Regions from separate parts of the Homo sapiens genome. Here region 1 is linked to region 2. Evidence: chromatin loops called from intact Hi-C (ENCODE). Cell type or tissue: CD4-positive, alpha-beta T cell. All regions are shown on one strand. Links, peaks and the distances in the headings refer to the core of each region. The heading gives the core; the rest is flanking DNA. Region 1 overlaps ZNF708 (zinc finger protein 708). Region 2 holds the start of ZNF738 (zinc finger protein 738).

Region 1 (9,722 bases), core at 896-8,895, 44 kb after region 2:
TGCCTTCCAGGTTCAAGCGATTCTCCTGCCTCAGCCTCCTGAATAGCTAGGATTACAGGTGCCCGCTACCACACCTGGCTAATTTTTGTATTTTTAGTAGAGATGGGGTTTCACCATGTTGGCCAGGTTGGTCTTGAACTCCTGACCTCAGGTCATCTGCCTGCCTAGGCCTCCCAAAGTGCTTGGATTACAGGCTTGAGCCACTAAGTCTGGCCGCCACACTGCTTTTTACAGTGGTTGAACTAATTTACACTCCCACCAGCAGTGTATAAGCATTTCCTTTCCTCTGCAACTTTGCCAGCATCTATTGCTGACTTTTTAACAGTAGCCATTCTGACTGGTGTGAGATGGTATCTCATTGGGTGTTTTTTTACATTTTTCTAATAATTAGTGATGAGCATTTTTAAAATATGCTTGTTAGCCACATGTATGTCTTGTTTGGAAAAGCATCTGTTCAGCCACGCGTGGCTTTCTCTACTAAAAATACAAAATTAGCTGGGCGTGGTGGCTCATACCTGTAATCCCAGCTACTCCGGAGGTTGATACAGAATCCCTCAAACCCAGAAGGCAGAGGTTGCAGTGAGACAAGATCACACCATTCCTCTCCAGCCTGGGCAACAAGAGCAAAACTCCATCTCAAAAAATTAAAAAAAAAAAACTCATATTAGGAGCACACACAAATTGAACACAATGATAGGAGTAAATTTAGCAATACAGAATAATAAGGACTAAAACATACTAGGTTCCTTTTACAGAACACTAATTATCCAAAGTAATTATCTAATATTTGCAGGCTGAAGTACTTACACTGCAAAAACAAGAACAGTTCAGTGTATAAACTGAAAAGTGGAGCCTGTAGTTGTACTTTGGTTTCTATTTATTAAGAACAATTAGCATAGTTATCTGAAGTGTTTTTAGACAACATACATTCATATAAATTAAAAAGTATTTTCTACAATAGTATGAATATAAGATCAAAATATTTACTTTGAATCTCCTAAGCAGTCATTTTAATATTGTTATTTATACTTCTGAAATATAAAATGTTTAAACTGAATTATGGTTATAGACAATGTTTAAAAATCCTACATACATTATGACTAGTACATTAAAATTATTTATATTTATTTATATAGCTAATATCAAAAAATACTACCAAATTGTTACAGTAGATATGTGTCTGACATACATATTGTTTTATCCAATAGGGATAGTTATAGGTAAGCATAATTTTAGTGTCTTTCATTTTACTAAATTGGAATGCTGCCATTCCAGGACAAATAGACAGGTGATGTGGTCACCCAAAAACCATAATAGCCCTTCAGTTAGTTATGCGGCAAGCTCACATATATTCTACTATATGAACAAAGTCAGATTCCAGTTCGTAATTTAAAAAGTGCTGGTGAATTGTCAGTTGTATTTCAATATGGAACCCCCATTCAATGGCTAGGAGATGAGAGCAGCAGAGATGGAAGAGAAACCTTATAAAATTCTGCTGAGAATATGCTTTTTTTCTTCATAATGCTCATGTTTCTCATGCCAAGAGTAGCTGTGCATTAGGGGTATTTTAAGAGAAATTCCTTTTAGGGGAATATTTTCTGACTGACTTGATCAATCATATCTAATCTGAGTTTTTTCTCAAGATACATTTAACTTCTTTTTTCTCTCAATATAATTTTTGCAGTAGAATCAGACCAAGAGCTGTTTTTCTCTTCAATGCTTCAGATGTCTGTTTTAGAAGCCCTAATGCTATCCCTTGGTGTTGACAAAGAGGTGGGTTTTCACAGGGAGAACCATCCTATCTCTATCTGGACTCATGCTGGAAATCCAGCAGTATTTTTTTCAAGTCACCATAATAAATTGAAACTGAGGCTGAAACACCACTCCCATTCCCATTATTATGAAGGTGCAATTCTACCCCCAAATCCTGTAGGCTCTCCTGTACCATAGTCTTCAGTCTCTGATGAGGTACTGGAGTGCTGCTGTGGCAATTGGGGCTCACTTAAGATGTAAGCTGCCAGCTGTGAGCTCTGTGCTTTGGGCTGTGCCTCATTGGCAGATGGTAGGGGTCAAGAGAGGACACTAGCCATAAGTAGACGGCAAGCAGGAGTGCTGTAGCTGAGTGCTCAGAACATAGAGAGCCATTGCTTTAAAGTGTAAATAACCAAAAAGATAGCACCCTATTCAACCATTGTAGTAGGAGACTGAGAGTCTACCTTCAGCAGGCACCTGGTGTCAAGTTGCAAAACTACCTCCTGTCATGAAGATGTGAAAAGTTTATTTTGTCATTGATTATAACCAATTAGCATAGATAGGTGGCATCCCCAATGACCAGGTGAATTTAGGATGAGCTCTGTATGACATGGTGCTGTAAATTCTTCGACTTGTGGACTAATTATGGTGACTATCTTTCTGTCTTTGCAGTCTCTTAAGCAGATTGATTGTGATGCATGTCACATTCTGGTTTAATTGTGTAATAAAAGTTTTCTTTCTTTTCCATCATTGTGAAGTTTTTCTGGGGCTGGAGATAATTTCTCTTGTTATATTTTCCAAACACAGTCTAGAATTACCAGACGTGATATAAATATATAAGGTGTCAACCAAGCTTTACTCTAGAAGGGCCTTTCCCTCTCAGGATTCCAGTCAACTCACAATTGTGCTGCAAAGTGCACGCTCTTCCCTAAATATGCAGGAAGAATTGCATCTCTGCCTATTTGGTATCTATTGTCCTCTACAGTCACTTCCAGAGAGGCTAGATCAGATTTCTACAAACCTTACAGGGCAGCAATCAACCATTTTACCTCTTTCAGTGACTTTTTTGTTGTTGTTGAGATGGAGTCTCACTGCATTGCCCAGGCTGGAGTGCAGTGGCATGATCTTAGCTCACTGCAACCTCAGTCTCCTGTGTTCAAGTGATTTTCCTGCTTCAGCCTCCCAAGTAGCTGGGATTACAGATGCTCACCACCATGCCTGGCTAATTTTTTTTTTTTTGTATTTGTAGTAGAGATGGGGTTTCACCAAAGGCTGAGCACGGTGGCTCACACCTGTAATCCCAGCACTTCGGGAGGCCCAGGCAGGCAGATCACCTGAGGTTAGGAGTTCGAGACCAGCCTGACCAACATGGAGAAACCCCGTCTCTACTAAAAATACAAAAATTAGCTGAGGGTGGTGGCACACGCCTGTAATGCCAGCTACTGGGGAGGCTGAGGCAGGAGAATCACTTGAACCTGGGAGGCAGAGGTTGCAGTGAGCCAAGATTGTGCTATTGCACTCCAGCCTGGGCAACAAGAGCGAAACTTCGTTTCAAAAAAAAAAAAAAAGAGAGATGGGATTTCACCATATTGGCCAGGCTGGTCTCAAACTCCTGACCTCATGATCCACCCATCTCAGCCTCCCAAAGTGTTGGGATTACAGGCGTGAGCCACCGTGCCCAGCCTCAGGGACTCCTGTCATCAGACCTGAAGCTGACTCAGAGACCATGGGGCCCAAAAACCCTAGCAGAATAACATGTGTGCATTGAATAGATATGTAGACATGAGAATTTTTAATTCCTTTTTTCTCCTCTTGCTAAAATGTCCACAAATGTGCAAGTAATACCTGCTGCTACTCCACCCATCCAGAATCTGAATCTGCAGCTCCAATTTCTGAATCTAGATCTTGAGGCTTGGAAAAAATGAAAACTTTGCCGGGCCCACTGGCTTACTCCTGTAATCCCAGCACTTTGGGAGGCCAAGACGGGTGGATCACCTGAGGTCGGGAGTTCGAGACCAGCCTTACTAGCATGGAGAAACCCTGTCTCTACTAAAAATACAAAAAATTAGCCAGGCGTGGTGGCGCATGCCTGTAATCCCAGCTACTCGGGAGGCTGAGGCAGGAGAATCCGGGAGGAGGAAGTTGCGGTGAGCTGAGATTGCGCCACTGCACTCCAGCAGGGGCAACAAGAGCGAAACCCTGTCTCAAAAAAAAAAAAAAAAAGAAAAAAGAAAAGAAAAGAAAAGAAAAGGATTTGCATTTCCTATATAAAAGGTTTTTTTTTTTTTGAGACAGGTTTCACTCTTGTTGTCCAGGCTGGAGTGCAATGGCACGAACTCGGCTCACTGCAATCTCCGCCTCCCAGGTTCAGGTGATTCTCCTGTCTTGGCCTCTCAGTAGCTGGGATTACAGGCCTGCACCACCATGCCTGGCTAATAATCCTTTTCTTTATAAGTCTCAGAGAGACATTAAAATGAGACCACAATTATGTCTTTCTTTTTTCTTTGAGCTATGTAGTTACCACTTGAAACTGCTTGCTATTGCCACAAGTAGCTATAAATTGAACTAAAAATGCCACACTGGACACTATAACCCACACCCTATAGCCTAACAATGTATATCCAATCAATAATCAATTTATTTTTGTAAATAAAAAAATGTTGACAGACAACTTTGTATCAACCCACTCTATGCGCCTCTCTTTTTGTCTTTCCAATCCAATTGTAACTGCTGCTAATCAAAGTATATATTCCAGGCAACTTGAATATTTGCTCCCAGGTTACAATCCTCAAGTTTGGCCCAAATAAATTGTATACTTACATTCATGTTTCCTCAGCTATTTCCTTTTAGGTAAACATCATTTGGAACGTGCCAGAGCGGCCTCTGAGGGGATCTCTCCTTTGATTGTACTTTGCTTTCTGTAACACCTAAGGATGCAGAGTCAGGTTGATCCCACTTAGAATCTGCACATAAGATCTGGCTTCTGCCTGGGATTACAAGACAGGGCCAGACTTTGAATTGGGAATGTACTGAAAACCAATAGAAGGCATTTTCTGCACTGTGAGATGTCAACATAGACATCCTACAGCTCCCTTTGAGACTGTGGCTCTTTGAGCTTTTCAGATTTTGTCCAGTAAGATCTTGTAGCAGGTCTGCCACAGTTACGTGAGAGGCTCCAGATGTAAACAGAATCTGATGGCAAATTCTGTAAATATAAATAAACATCTTAGGAGTGAGAGATCAAGACCACAAAGTATCCGGAGCCATGACCACAACTATACCTGCCTGTAAAATGTTATGTACAATATTCTTGTCCTTCCTTCTATCCAAAAGCTAGTTAATCAGAACAAGTAATTCTGGAGCTCAACCAGGGCAGTTCCATTTTCTATTTAGAATCAGCATGACTCTCTCTAGCCTGGCTTATTATTGGACCATCAGCCCAGGGTCACTGGGAACCCTCTCACAATTACGTAGGCATTTTTGAGACATTTGAGGATGTCCAGAGCAGAATTGTGTCAGGCTGACAAGAGTGGTTAATTCTGCTTTTCCCTCAGTGTAAGAGAAATGAGTCATCCTGTGTTTGTTCCTTCCCTTATACAAGGGATGTTTTTGATTGGTACCCAGATGAATTTCTCCAGTTTTCTGGTACTTGGGTAAAAACAAGGAGGAGATCTGGAGACTCAAGCAGATAAACTGATTGCTATAATTTTATATGGCCATTAGAAAAATAGATGAAGCAGTCATGGTTTCTACAATCCAGAAACTCTTAGTCTAGACTAGCAACTGAATAAATGGTTGAATTAAGTATCATATGGTTGGTATAGCAAATAGATGTGTGAAAAAATTGTGAGCTTTATTTGGGCCACTTTATTTATATTGTTGTGGCTTCTGATGTCATCACTTGAAGGGATATTTATGGACAGAAGCATTATTATTTTTTGATTTCTTTTATCTTGCTAATAATACATATTTATCTTCTAATAATATTACCCTAGAAAACCTTAAGAGATTTGTTTAAATTGCTTATTAGTATATGTTATAAAATTGACAGGGCAGTGGCTAGAAAAGATTAAAATTACGCAAACGCTGGGATTTAAGTTTCTCTTAGGTAAGCTTACAAAAAACAGAACTTGAAATACCCCAGTGGCATAGAGAACAGAATTCTACAGAGGGTCTCCCCTTCCCCAGTTCTGTTCAGATTCACCCTTCTTGAGGGCCTTGTTTAGATCTCACCCAGCCCTGGAGTCTTGCCTCACAGAACTGATCAGAAGAGATCAGAGTTTTGGTTGTTGAATTCTGCTGCCTCTCTAGAGCTGGTGCTCCCAATTTCCTGAAACCCAAAAGCAGATAAATGGGAAAAGTAAAATATGTATTTTAGGGTCTTAATTTCTTAATTTTTTATTAAAACCAAGGTTGCAGAAACATTCCATTTAGGAACTTGTTTTCTATTCCTGCAGATTCAGTAGTTGTTCCACAAGTCACAAAAAAGTAAATATAAACCCAGTAAAAATTCCTCAAAACTACATTAAACTCTTTCTGTAATCCTCTCATCTGTCTGTATTAGGCTTTTATTCTACACACTTTTTTTTTTTTTTTTTTGAGACATAGTCTCGCACTGTTGCCCAGGCTGGAGTGCAATGGCATGATCTTGGCTCACTGCAACCTCCACCTCCCGGGTTCAAACAATTCTCCTGCCTCAACCTCCTGAGTATCTGGGATTACAGGCACCCACCACCATGACTAGCTAATTTTTGTATTTTTAGTAGAGACGGGGCTTCACCATGTTGGCTAGGCTGGTCTCAAACTCCTGACCTCATGATCTGCCCGCCTGGGCCTCCCAAAGTGCTGGGATTACAAGCATGAACCACCGCGCCTGGCTTTTCTACACATTTTTTAAAAAACCAATGACAGAGAAACAGTAGAAGAGTTAAAAATGCTGGGCTCTTTATCTAAATCCTGGTAATTATTAAACACTTAGTACCAACTTGCATGATGTTATGAGAGTTAAATCATATAATATGTTATTCCCAGCACAGTGCTCTGTAACATACTTTTTTTTTTTTTTTTTTGAGACAGGGTCTTGCTCTGTCACCCAGGCCAGAGTGCAGTGACACAATCTCAGCTCACTACAACTTCTTCTTCCTGGGTTCAAGCGATTCTCCCACTTCAGCCTCCTGAGTAGCTGGGATTACAGGCACATGCCACCACACCTGGCTAATTTTTTTTTTTTTTTTGTATTTTTAGTAGAGATGAGGTTTCACCATGTTGTCCAGGTTGACCTTGAACTCCTGATCTCAAGTGATCCACCTGCCTCCTAGGATTACAGGCATGAGCCACTGCACTCAGCCTGTAGCATACCCTTGAGAGCACATAGCGCCTGCTTAATACACCTTGCATTAGTACATGTTGTTTTCCAAATGCAGACTTATTCAGACATTGCTGCCTTCTGTTTCCTTTGTAAACTTTGAAGAGCCAGCAAATAATATGAAACTTTAGGATGAAGATGGGTTGTCTTTATTTGTACCAGAAATACTTGTGTTGTGACAAGAGTGCTGAGTGTAAGGGACTCTGTGCTGTGCCTGCTTTCTCTAACTACTGCTAATAATGAGCCCGGGGGAGCAACATTAACATTGACAGGGGTCTTGTTTAAAACATTTATCCATGGATCCTTTCCAAACCTGCAGAATCCCATTACGTAGAGTGGGTCCAAAATTACCAAGTGAATTTTAAGCTCACTAAAGCTTGAGAGGCAATGCTTGGCTAAGTGGTTATCAGCCCAGGCTTCTCATTAGGATTACACAGCCAGTTTGCAGAAATCTCTGTACTTCACCCCTCCTCACAGGCTCTGTTTATTGCTCCAGGTGGACACATCCATGTTGTATTTGTTTGTTTTGAGATGGAGTCTCACTCTGTCTCCCAGGCTGGAGTGTAGTGGCTTGATCTTGGTTCACTGCAACCTCTGCCTGCCAGGTTCAAGTGATTCTCCTTGAGTCAGCCTCCCAAGTAGCTGGGATTACACGTGCATGCTACCGTGCCTGACTAATTTTTGTATTTTTTTTTTTTGAGATGGAGTGTCGCTCTGTCACCAGGCTGGAGTGCAGTGGCGCGATCTCAGCTCACTGCAACCTCTGCCTCCCACATTCAAGCGATTGTCCTGCCTCACCCTCTCGAGTAGCTGGGACTACAGGCGCGTTCCACCACGCCCAGCTAATTTTTGTGTTTTTAGTAGAGACAGGGTTTCACCATGTTGGCCAGGCTGGTTTCGAACTTCTGACCTCAGAAGATCCACCCCCCTTGGCCCCCCAAAGTGCTGGGATTACAGGCTTGAGCCACCGCACCTGGCCCCATGTTGTTTTAATTAAGTGCCTCATGTGATTTTAACATGAGGCTAGAATTGAGTATGAGGGGTTCAGATACATTCATAAGAGTTAAGTCTCACCTTTGCACTAAAAGGGTGGCCATAGGGCTGTTTCTGTTTGGGTTTGGTAGGGAGAGGACAGTGTGGTCCATATTTTTATTACTGTAGCAGAAATTGTTGGTGTCCATGTAAGGGAAGGGCACCTGAGGACAGGAAAAATGAAACTTATATCTTTATTTCCATGGTGCAGCGTGTTTTTCCCGCATCTCTTCTGTTATTAAGGACAGAAATGGGTGGACTTTTTCTGCAAGTCTTCATCTTTTTGCTTGTGGATGTGGTGGTATCAGGTAAACAGGTGGTGCTGACACCTTTAAAGGCATATTCTCAAGATGTCTACCTAAAATCATTATTAAAAATTAAAACGGGAAAGATATGTTTATCTTGAACTTTGCACAGAACTGATGTTTTCTTTATGGTTAAATTCAGACTATAATTCACTTTTGGGGGGAATATTCCAGCAGTGGTGCTGTGTCCTTCTGTGTTATGCATTAGCACATCATAAAAATTTGTCCTAGTGCAGTTGATGTTAATAATTCTTTCGGTTAAAAAAAAAAAGACAAAATAAGTCTTTTGGTTAAAGAGCTCTCTGAAAGATTTTTTCACCATAGAGTTAATTATTTTTCTGTTCATTATTAAGTATCTTTATGCAGCTAATGTGCATAAATCATCATATTTTATCTGGGAGCTGACTTTTTCTTAGGTTTTCCTTGTATACATATGTCTTTGGAAAATGAAAGCTCTTATCTTTCTGTACAGGTAAGTAAAACTGAAAAAAACACAGGCCCTTTTACTTACGGGATGTTTGACAAAATATTCTTTTTGGGCCAAAAACATTGGAATTATTGGTGAGCTTGTTAGAAATTTAAAAACTGAGACTTTATTCCAGATCTTCTGAAAAAATAATCTCCACTAACAAGATCTCCAGTTTATTTTACAGACTAAAATTTGAGAAGCACTTTCTAACTCAACATGTCTTTTCCATCTGAAAAATATACACAAGTCATTCTGTATGATGTATATATAGCAATAAAAAATGTACATGTTTCTGTTCATGCCCTTAAGTTTATACTTTATCATTCAGAAAAGTAACATATATACACTGATTTTGTGGATCTTATACTACTCTCTTTTTTCAGAGTTAGAGAATACATTCGAGAATATTTCTGTGTTGAAAATTATTTTATTGGATAATTTCAGTCACTCCTATAAGTCAGAACCAGTTCTCTTTACTCTCTCATTTCACCTTGAGTCAAATTAAAAATTCTGTCCATAACCACTTGGTAAATATGTGTGTGTGTATGTGTTTTTCAGGGACCATTGACATTTATGGATGTGGCCATAGAATTCTCTCTGGAGGAGTGGCAGTGCCTGGACACAGCACAGCAGAATTTATATAGGAATGTCATGTTAGAGAATTATAGAAACCTGGTATTCCTGGGTGAGGATAAGTTTTTTTTTTTTTAATTTTTATTATTTATTATTATTTTTTTTTTTGAGACAGAGTTTCACTCTGTCACCCAGGCTGGAGTGCAGTGGCGCAATCTTGGCTCAT
Region 2 (9,722 bases), core at 723-8,722:
ACTACACGGTCAGTAAGACCCTCCCAGTCCCCTTTTGTCTTAACCTTAACTCATCTGCCTGTAGCTTTCCAGGACTCTAGCTTCTCTCATCAGAAAGGCTTCTTCCATGACTGGAGTGAGCAGGCTAGAACATCTGCAGGAGAGGCACTCCAGAAAAAACTAACTGGACCTTTAATAACCTACTTTTACAGTCTCAATATAAGCCCTAGCTCTGAGTCACTGGGCTCAAGCTTTAATTTCCATGTTAGAGTTGCTCACTTGGTTTTTGAAACTAAGTTGTTTGAAAAATCCAAAAAAATTACTCAAACACAGTATTCCTATAAGGGAAGAAAATTTTAAGGTGCTTACATTTTATACCTTAATAAGAAAAGCAAAAGTATTTCTATCAGAAAATAAATGTATTATTCTATTAATTCCATTAAAAATCATGCAGCAAACATTTAGTCATATGGAAACACTTCCAGGCAATACCAAGTTTCATCTCATAAAATTTAGCATAAAACTCAGAAATCAAGATAACAGAATTTGAACAGAGATATTCGCTGTCAAAAATTTACCCTGCCAAAAAAAGGAACTGATGTTTTCATGAATCTATGTAACTCACCAATTATCTACCACATTTTCTTGTGGAAACGTATTCATTTTCTACGGCAAAAATGGAATAGACATTTTTCCTCTTCTTTTTCTTGGTAGCATTCTGAAAGCTAAGCTTGAAATTCTGTTTGAAATCACCCAGCCATTAAAAGCTACACCTGAGAAAACTTGTAAACTCACTCTGGGAAAGAAAAAGGTAAGTGAAAATTTTTAACAAATGAAATATATGATTAATTTTTTTGAATCCCACGTCTTTTATGCCCTTTGTAAATATTTTTCTACCTTTCAAGCCCTACTAATATAATGTAACCTTACAGCTAAAAAACAGGTGAAAATAAGTGAACAAATCTCTTCAAGGTGACAAATCCAGGAATGGCAGTGCTGGTTAAATAACAGATGTGTCTGACTCACGTTTCAAGTCAGGCCATTCAATCACTTGAGAGATCCTTCCACCCACTCCTGCTCACTTATGTGCTCAAGAACCACCCATTCAGGAGACACTGCACTATTTTTCGGTGACTGCCCTAGGTGCATTTTACTTTGCAAGTTCTTACACCATCTCACTGGAGTCAGTTTGTTGTTGTTTTTGTTGTTTGTCTTTCGGGATACTATTTTTTTGGTCACATATTTTTCACTGTTTTTTACTCTTTTTCTTTTACTATATTTATTTCACTATTCTTCTGCTCCCTTACAGAATCCAGGGGGCAGAAGTTATTACTGTGTTTGTTCCTCATTACCAGCATCTGATTGGCTGACAAGCAATTTGTCTCCATGAAATGGAAGCAGGGTTGGTAGAAGACAATTTATTCATTATTATTATTATTATTATTATTATTATTATTATCATTATTATTATTATTAGATGGAGTTTCACTCTTGTTGCCCAGGCTAGAGTGCAATGGCAGGATCTCGGCTCACCACAACCTCTGCCTCCCGGGATCAAGTGATTGTCCTGCCTCAGCAACCCCGAGTAGCTGGAAATTCAGGCATGCACCACCATGCTTGGCTAAGTTTTTTGTATTTTTAGTAGAGCATGTTTTTCAAGCTGGTCCCAAAGACAATTTTAACATATCAAGGGGTTACCTTTTCAAAATAAGAGTACTCCAGAAGATTCCTCTCAGCCCCAGGGTATCCACTTGCCCCCTTGACAGGATACACTCCATACCTCAGGTCGTCCTATGGGAGAAAATAAACCAGAAGCTGATATCCACTAGACACTCTAGCTGACATAACCATGGCAGATATCTCGGTTTATCCCCAGATAATACTGAAACCCAGGACCGGGAAAAAACTAAACGGTGGCTGAGGACACATCACCCCATAAATTTTCCAAAGCAGAACTCTGACCCAAAAAAATTCCGATAACATCTCTGTGCCTAGAAAGATAAAAGGAAAAGACACACAGAGATTTTTTGCAACACAGTGTCAGGGGATTATTATTTGCTTTCTTTTCATGGAAAATATTTACAAACAGATAACAAACCTTCTTAAAAGTACCATTGGTCTGGGTGTGGTGGCTCACGCCTGTAATCCCCACACTTTGGGAGGCCGAGGCGGGCGGATCACCTGAGGTCGGGAGTTCGAGACCAGCCTGACCAACATAGAGAAACCCTGTCTCTACTAAAAATAAAAAATTAGCCGGGCGTGGTGGCTGGCACATGCCTGTAATCCCAGCTACTCGGAGGCTGAGGCAGGAGAATCGCCTGAACCCGGGAGGCAGAAGTTGCGGTGAGCCGAGACCATGCCACTGTACTCCAGCCTGGGCAACAAGAGCAAAACTCCGTCTCAAAACAAAAAACAAACAAAAAAACCCCCAAAACACCATTTATGCAGGGCGCAGTGGCTCACGCCTGTAATCCCAGCACTTCGGGAGGCCAAGGCGGGCGGATCACCTGAGGTCGGGAGTTCATGACCAGCCTGACCAACATGGAGAAACCCTATCTCTTCTAAAAATACAAAATCAGCTGGGCGTGGTGGTGCATGCCTGTAAACCCAGCTACTTGGGAGGCTGAGGCATGAGAACCTCGTGAACCCGGAGGCGGAGGTTGTGGTGAGCCGAGAATGTGCCTTTGCAACAAGAGTGAAACTCCGTCTCAAAAAAAAAAGAAAAGAAAAAAGCACCATTTAATGCCTTGCCAAAAAATAATTAATTAAAATACGGTATAAAAAAGTACACTACAAAATAAGTGGCCAGGCCCGGTGGCTCACGCCTGTAATTCCAGCACTTTGGCAAGCTGATGCGGGCGGATCACCTGAGGTCAGGAGTTCGAGACCAGCCTGGCCAGCATGGTGAAACCCCCGTCTTTACAAAAACACAAAAATTAGCCAGGTATGATGGCGCGCACCTGTAATCCCAGCTACTAAGGAGGCTGAAGTGGGAGAATTGTTTAAAACCGGGAGGCGGAGGTTGAGGTGAGCCGAGATCGCGCCATTGCACTCCAGCCTGGGAGACAGAGCGAGACTCCATCTCAAAAACAAAACAAAACAAACAAAAAAACACAAATACGTGATAATGTGAATTAGGGAGGAAAAGCTGGCATTTGGGAACCCCAGAAGAAATTGGAAATTTAGTATCTTACTGCAAGCAAGAATGAGGTTGGAGTAATGAGGGATGGGGGTTAGACTTAAGACCCTGATTGGGACCCAGGTGAAAAATGCAGCAGAAAATCAGTTCCCTGTGGAGTGTGAAAATAATTAAGTGGCAGGCAATTAGACTGAGGTTTCTCTAGTCCCTGGGTTCCTACTTCAATTTAAAAAATCTAACTCAGGCGCATTATTTTTAATTACTAAATTCAGAGAAACAAAATTGAGGCTTCACCTACTATAAACTGCCAATTGAGCTCCGATTACATAACCAGGAAATTTTCACCTTTAATGTACAAATTAAAAAACCACGTAACTGTACCTAACCAATTACTAAATTTGGTTTTCTTCATCATGCATTTTACAAAAGACTTTCTTTCAAGCCTCTCCCATAGACCACAAACTAAAAACCACAGCTTGGTGCTCTACAATTCTAGAACCACTTTTTGATTAAATTATTTAATAAGTTAATTTTTTTTTTGAGACAAGAGTCTCGCTCTGTCGCCCAGGCTGGAGTGCAGTGGCACGATCTCGGCTCACTGCAAGCTCTGCCTCCTGGGTTCACGCCATTCTCCTGCCTCAGCCTCCTGAGTAGCTGGGACTACAGGCGCCCGCCACCACGCCCGGCTCATTTTTTGTATTTTTAGTAGAGACGGGGTTTCACCGTGTTAGCCAGGATGGTCTTGATCTCCTGACCTCTGATCCGCCCACCTCGGCCTTCCAAAGTGCTGGGATTACAGGCGTGAGCCACCGCGCCCAGCCTAGAACCACTCTTTGATTAAATTCTTTTAATATTTTTGCAGTGACTCCCATTAACTTTTAATAGGAGATAATAGGAACTGGGAACCCCACGGAACAAACCTCTTCCCATTCATGAACCCGCACCCCAAGTCAGGATTCTCCCCTGACGACCCTCCCACGGTCCCTGCACAATCCGGTAGAGAAGCGGCGCTGCGGGTGCAGAGATTCCCCAGAGAGGGCTCCAGGCAAGGGCACAGTCACTATGCAGGGAAGAGACAGGACGCCCGGGGGCCGGGCTGTCGGCGCAACCGCCATCTTATGGCTGAAGGCGACTGAGGCCGAGCTGGGCAAGGAGAACTCGGGGCGCAGATTGTAGAGCTGACTGCGGGGAGGCCTGAGTCTCGCCACAGCCACTTCCCACCGGTTCCAACCAGCCCTTCCCCTCTCTCGGGATGTTGGACCCCGCACTCTCACCATTTCTAGGCTTCCAGGGTGTCCCGGCGTCTTAGCTGTGGATTCCCAATACCTGCAGGTCACAGGACCAGAGGCTGGGCCTCTAGGAGCAGAGGACACAGAGCAGTGAAGACGAGACCCGGAGTTCCAGCGGCAGCCAAAGACAAAGAAGCGGACAAATCCCGCCACATCCCGGAAGCCGTCCTCTCCGCTCAAGCTGCGTGCCTGATTGGACAGTTCCCAGCCCAGCGTCGCTGATTGGATAACGTTTAAAACCCCACCCTCTCAGGCCCTGACTGACAGAAGATGTAATTAGATGCTGGGCTGAATGAAGAAAGAGTGACCGCCTAGGCTGCAGCCTTTTCAGGCAGGGCTTCCTCCTTGAGCTGAGATAGGCCCACCCCAAAGGGTATTTGCATTCAACCTTGCGTATAAGGTCATATGCATTTGTAAATACTATATCATATGGCTATACATAAATGAAAAGGATATAATAACAAATGTTTTAAAATTTCAGGGTTTTTTTACTTTCCTGGCTTACGGTCCTTTGAGCAGGCAGCCTGAGATTTTAAAAAGGAGGTAATCCTCTGAAATAAAATGTGAGCCACGTGAATTTTGAATTTTCTGGTAGCCAAACTAGAAAATTAAAAAGAAACAAGGGGCCAGGCATGGTGGCTCACGCCTGTAATCCTAGGACTTTAGGAGTACAAGGCGGGCAGATCAAGAGGTCAGGAGTTTGAGACCAGCCTGGCTAACATGGTGAAACCACGTCTCTACTAAAAATACAAAAATTAGCCGGGCGTGGTGGTGGACATCTGTAATCCCAGCTACGCAGGAGGCTGAGGCAGGAGAATTGCTTGAACCCGGGAGGCGGAGGAGGTTGCAGTGAGCAGAGATCGCGCCACTGCACTCCAGCCTGGGCGGACAGAGCGAGACTCCGTTTTGGGGGGTGAAAAATATAAAGAAACAAGAGGCCACGCGCAGTGGCTCACGCCTGTAATCCCAGCACTTTGGGAGGCCGAGGCTGGTGGATCACGAGATCAAGTGATTGAGACCCTCCTGGCAATATGGCTAAACCCTGTCTCTACTGAAAAAAATATAAAAATTAGCCAGGCGTGGTGGCGCATGCCTGTAATCCCAGCTACTGGGGAGGCTGAGGCAGGAGAATCGCTTGAACCCGGGAGGCAGAGGTTGCAGTGAGCCGAGATTGCGCCACTGCACTCCAGCCTAGTGACAGACTGCAACAACAGCAACAACAACAACAACAATAACAAGGAACAGGTTGAATTGATTGTAACAATGTAATTAACCTAATATATACAAAATATCATTTTAATGTGTGAGGAATATGTAATTATTAATGAAGTATATAAATATTTGCAACTAAATTTTTGAAAATAACTCTGTGTTTTACCTTTCTAGCATATCGCGGTTCAGACCAAGCACATTCCAGGCACCCAGGAGCCACACATGGCAGCTCTGATGTCAATGGTGTGAAGGGCCAGAGGGGAAGGAAGGGCCTCTCCCTACTAACATCTATCTTCAGTTCTGAGGTTGGAACAGATAGTGGCCATAGAAAGAGCTGAGGGCAGCAGAAATAAAATAACCACAGGTAAACCACTGCTTACCACCTGTTGCCCACCTTTCTTTTAGAGATTAGGCTGTGAACATAGGATGATGGAGCTTAGGAGAAAAAAACTCTGTGTCTTCAGTTCTGCCCACATTCTTGGACTCCAGTGTTTAGATACAGAGAAAATAGATTAAAGGCAAACTTATTTTGCTATTTGGCCTTGACCCTAATTGCGAGGCTGTGGTTATCTGTTTTCTCCTGTGGTGTGGGGACTGTGCGAATATAAACACCAATCACATGCATACATGTCTCCCAGTATTTCTGCATTACCCAACATTCTCTTTCAAGACATCCAACTTTAAATTAGGGGAAGAAATCAGTACCTAGAGGGTGCCCACTGTTAGAAGGCAACAAGTAATCAACCTGTCACTGAATCCTGGCATCCTATCTGCACTGGTGCATGTATTAGTTAGCTATTGCAGCATAACAAATCATCCAAAACTTACTAGTTTATAATTAAGATGATCAGCCATTTAGGCTGGGTGAGTGGGGCCGTTCTTCTGGTATCAGCTGAGCTCTTTCAGACTGGTATCATCAGCTGCTTGTTGACTAGCCAGCTGTACTTCTGGGGGTGATCTTCTGCTTCTGGGGCTCAACAGGGGCACCTTGCTTCTCCTCCTCATGGTATCTTATTTTTAAGCTTGCTAACATGGGCTTTATTCATGGAGATTGCAGCATTCTGAACAAAAAACAGAAGTATTCAAGACCATTTGAGCCTGGGCCCCAAACTAGCCCACTGTCATGTTCACAAGTTTCTACTGCCCTGAGCAAATAAGGCCAGCCAGATCTAGGGTTTAGAAGACAGATTCTGGATCTTGATGGAAACAGCTGTAAAAGCACCTGACAATGGGCATAGATACAAGAGGGCAGAAAAATTGCTGCCATTTTGCAATCAGTATCAGTCTACCTTTTTTGCATATGTGGTATATAGAGCTTCTCCACATCAACAAACATGTCCAAAGACCCACGAGTACTAAGTGACTGGAATAAGACTCAGGATCAACTTTATCTGACGCCAAAGCCCATGCACCTCCATAGATCATACTACTAAAGTAGCTGCCCTGCCCTAGACCCTTGAAATCCTGGAGAGTGACACTTCTACAGAATAAGTCAGATTCCTTTTAGGTTTGTGTTCATATACTACTGTTTATCACTGGAAATAATCCTCTTAAGAAATTGCAGAAGAGGCCACGTGCAGTGGCTCATGCCTGTAATCCTTGCACTTTGGGAGGCCAAGGTGGGTGGATCATGGGGTCAGGAGTTCCAGAGCAGCCTGACCAACATGGTGAAACCCTGTCTCTACTAAAAATACAAACATTAGCCAGACGTGGTGGTGTGCACCTGCAATCCCAGCTACTCAGGAGGCTGAGACAGGAGAATTACTTGAACTGGGGAGGCAGAGGTTGCAGTGAGCTGAGATCGTGCCACTGCACTCCAGCCTGGGCAACAGAGCCAGCCTCTGTATTAAAAAAAAAAAAAAATTTGCAGAAGAACACAGTGGCTCACACCTATATTTTTAGCACTTTGGGAGGCTGAGATGGGAGAATTATGTGAGCGCAGGAGTTCCAGTGCAACCTGAGTAACATAATAAGAGTTTGTTTTCATGACAAAAATGAAGAAATTAGCCAGCCATGGTGGTGCATGCCTGTAGCTGCAGCTAGTTAGGTGGCAGAGGCAGGAGGATTGCTTGAGCCTGGAAGGTCCAGGCTGCAGTGAGCCATGATTGGTTACACCATTGCAAGCAAAACTGGGTGATAGAGTGAGACCCTGTTTCAAGAAAAAAAAAAACAAAACTGGAGAAGCATTTTGAAAAGACATGGAATAATTTTTGGAAAAGATGAAGGATGAGTTTAGAAGATCAAAGCTGAGGCCGGGCGTGGTGGCTCATGCCTGTAATCGCAGCACTTTGGGAGGCCGAGGTGGGCGGATCACGAGGTCAAGAGATTGAGATCATCCTGGCCAACCTGGTGAAACCCATCTCTACTAAAAATACAAAAATTAGCTGGGCGTGGTGGCGGGCGCCTGTAGTCCCAGCTACTTAGGAGGCTGAGGCAGGAGAATCGCTTGAACCCAGGAGGCAGAGGTTGCAGTGAGCCGAGATCGTGCCACTGAACTCCAGCCTGGCAACAGAGCGAGACTCTCTCTCAAAAAAAAAAAAAAAAAAAAATCAAAGCTGAACAGCACATTATTTATTTTTCATCATAGCAAATGTTTGAAAACTTTTAAAGAAAAAAAACTTTAAGCCGGGAGAGGTGGCTCACGACTGTAATCCCAGCACTTTGGGATGCCGAGGCGGGTGGATGATCTGATGTCAGGAGTTGGAGACCAGCCTGGCCAACATGGTGAAACCCCGTCTCTAGTAAAAATACTAAAATTAGTTGGCTGGGTGTGGTGGCTCACGCCTATAATCCCAACACTTTGGGAGGCCGAGGCAGGTGGATCACTTGAGGTCAGGAGTTCAAGACCAGCCTGGCCAACATGGTGAAACCCCGTCTCTACTAAAATACAAAAAATTAGCCAGGCGTGGTGGTGGGTGCCTGTAATCCCAGCTACTCAGGAGACTGAGGCAGGAGAATCACTTGAACCCAGGAGGCGGAGGTTACAGTGGGCCAAGATCGTGCCATGGCACTCCAGCCTGGGCAACAAGAGCAAGACTCCATCTCAAGTACAAAAAAAAAAAAAAAAAAAAAATTAGCTGGGGGTTGTGGCGGGTGCCTGAAATCCGAGCTGCTCAGGAGGCCGAGGCAGGAGAATTGCTTGAACCTGGGAGGCAGAGGTTGTAGTGAGCTGAGATCGTGTCATTGCACTCCAGCCTGGGCAACAAGAGTGAGACTCCATCTCAAAAAAAAAAAAAAAAAAAAGAAAGAAAAAAATGCAATGAGATAGACAGCAACACATTTATAGTAGGGGACTTCAATACTCCACTGACAGCAGTAGACAGATAATCAAGACAGAAAGTCAACAAAGAAACAATAAACTTAAAATATACCCTAGAACAAATGGACTTAACACATATTTACAGAACATTCTACCCAACAACTGCAGAATGTGTATTTTTTATCAGCACATGAAACATTATCCAAGATAGACCATGTGATAGGCCACAAAAGAAGTCTCAATAAATTTAGGAAAATTGAAATTATATCAAGTACTCGCTCAGATCACAGTGGAATAAAACTGGAAATCAACTATGAAAGGAACCCTCAAAACTATACAAATACATGGAAATTAAATAATCTTTTCCTGAATAATCATTTGCTCAACAATAAAATCAAGACGGAAATATAAAAGCTCTTTGAGCTGAAAGATAACAGTGACAAAACTTATCAAAACTTCTGGAATACAGCAAAAGCAGTGCTAAAGGGAATGTTCATAACAATGCCTATATCAAAAAGTCTGAAAGAGCCCAAATTTAAAAATCTAAGCTCATACCTCTAGAATCTAGAGAAACAAAAACAAACTAAACCCAAACCCAGCAGAAAAATAAATCACAAAGATCAGTGCAGAACTAAATGAAATTGAAACAAAAATTTCAAAAGATAAATGAAAAAAGTTCATTCTTTGATAATATAAATGAAATTGATAGGCCATTAGCGAGATTAACCAAGGAAAGGAGAGAAGATTCAAATAAACTCAATTTGAAACAAAACAGGATATATTACAAGCAATCCCACGGAAACACAGAACATTATTTAAGGCTACTATGAATATTATGAAATGC

Evidence for each region. Hi-C counts contacts between places; a loop is a spot of excess contacts. Peaks named below come from ENCODE experiments on the same cell type or tissue, not always from the same donor. Only the 100,000 strongest peaks of a DNase experiment are listed, where the experiment ranks them.
Region 1: a loop joins it to region 2, with 1.8 times the contacts of the local background. A loop is called at or near these places in 32 of 110 quality-filtered maps.

The regions. Positions count from the first base shown.
Region 1 is chr19:21,310,387-21,320,108 of GRCh38, reverse strand. ZNF708 (zinc finger protein 708) reads left to right here. Exons shown (of 4, transcript NM_021269.3): 2 at 9,482-9,608. It also overlaps the pseudogene BNIP3P25. Among named protein-coding and RNA genes, the nearest start is that of ZNF708, 14 kb to the left of the region's middle. RefSeq lists an enhancer at 1,868-2,372. In CD4-positive, alpha-beta T cell, for the core only: no CTCF peak of the experiment used is centred there; no DNase peak of the experiment used is centred there.
Region 2 is chr19:21,353,814-21,363,535 of GRCh38, reverse strand. It overlaps ZNF738 (zinc finger protein 738), which reads right to left and starts at 4,536. Exons shown (of 5, transcript NM_001355237.2): 1 at 4,393-4,536; 2 at 1,678-1,770. The coding sequence starts at 4,395. RefSeq lists enhancers at 4,175-4,474, 5,266-5,823. In CD4-positive, alpha-beta T cell, for the core only: no CTCF peak of the experiment used is centred there; DNase peaks (open chromatin) are centred at 4,215 and 4,595; H3K4me3 peaks cover 1,596 bases; H3K27ac peaks cover 679 bases.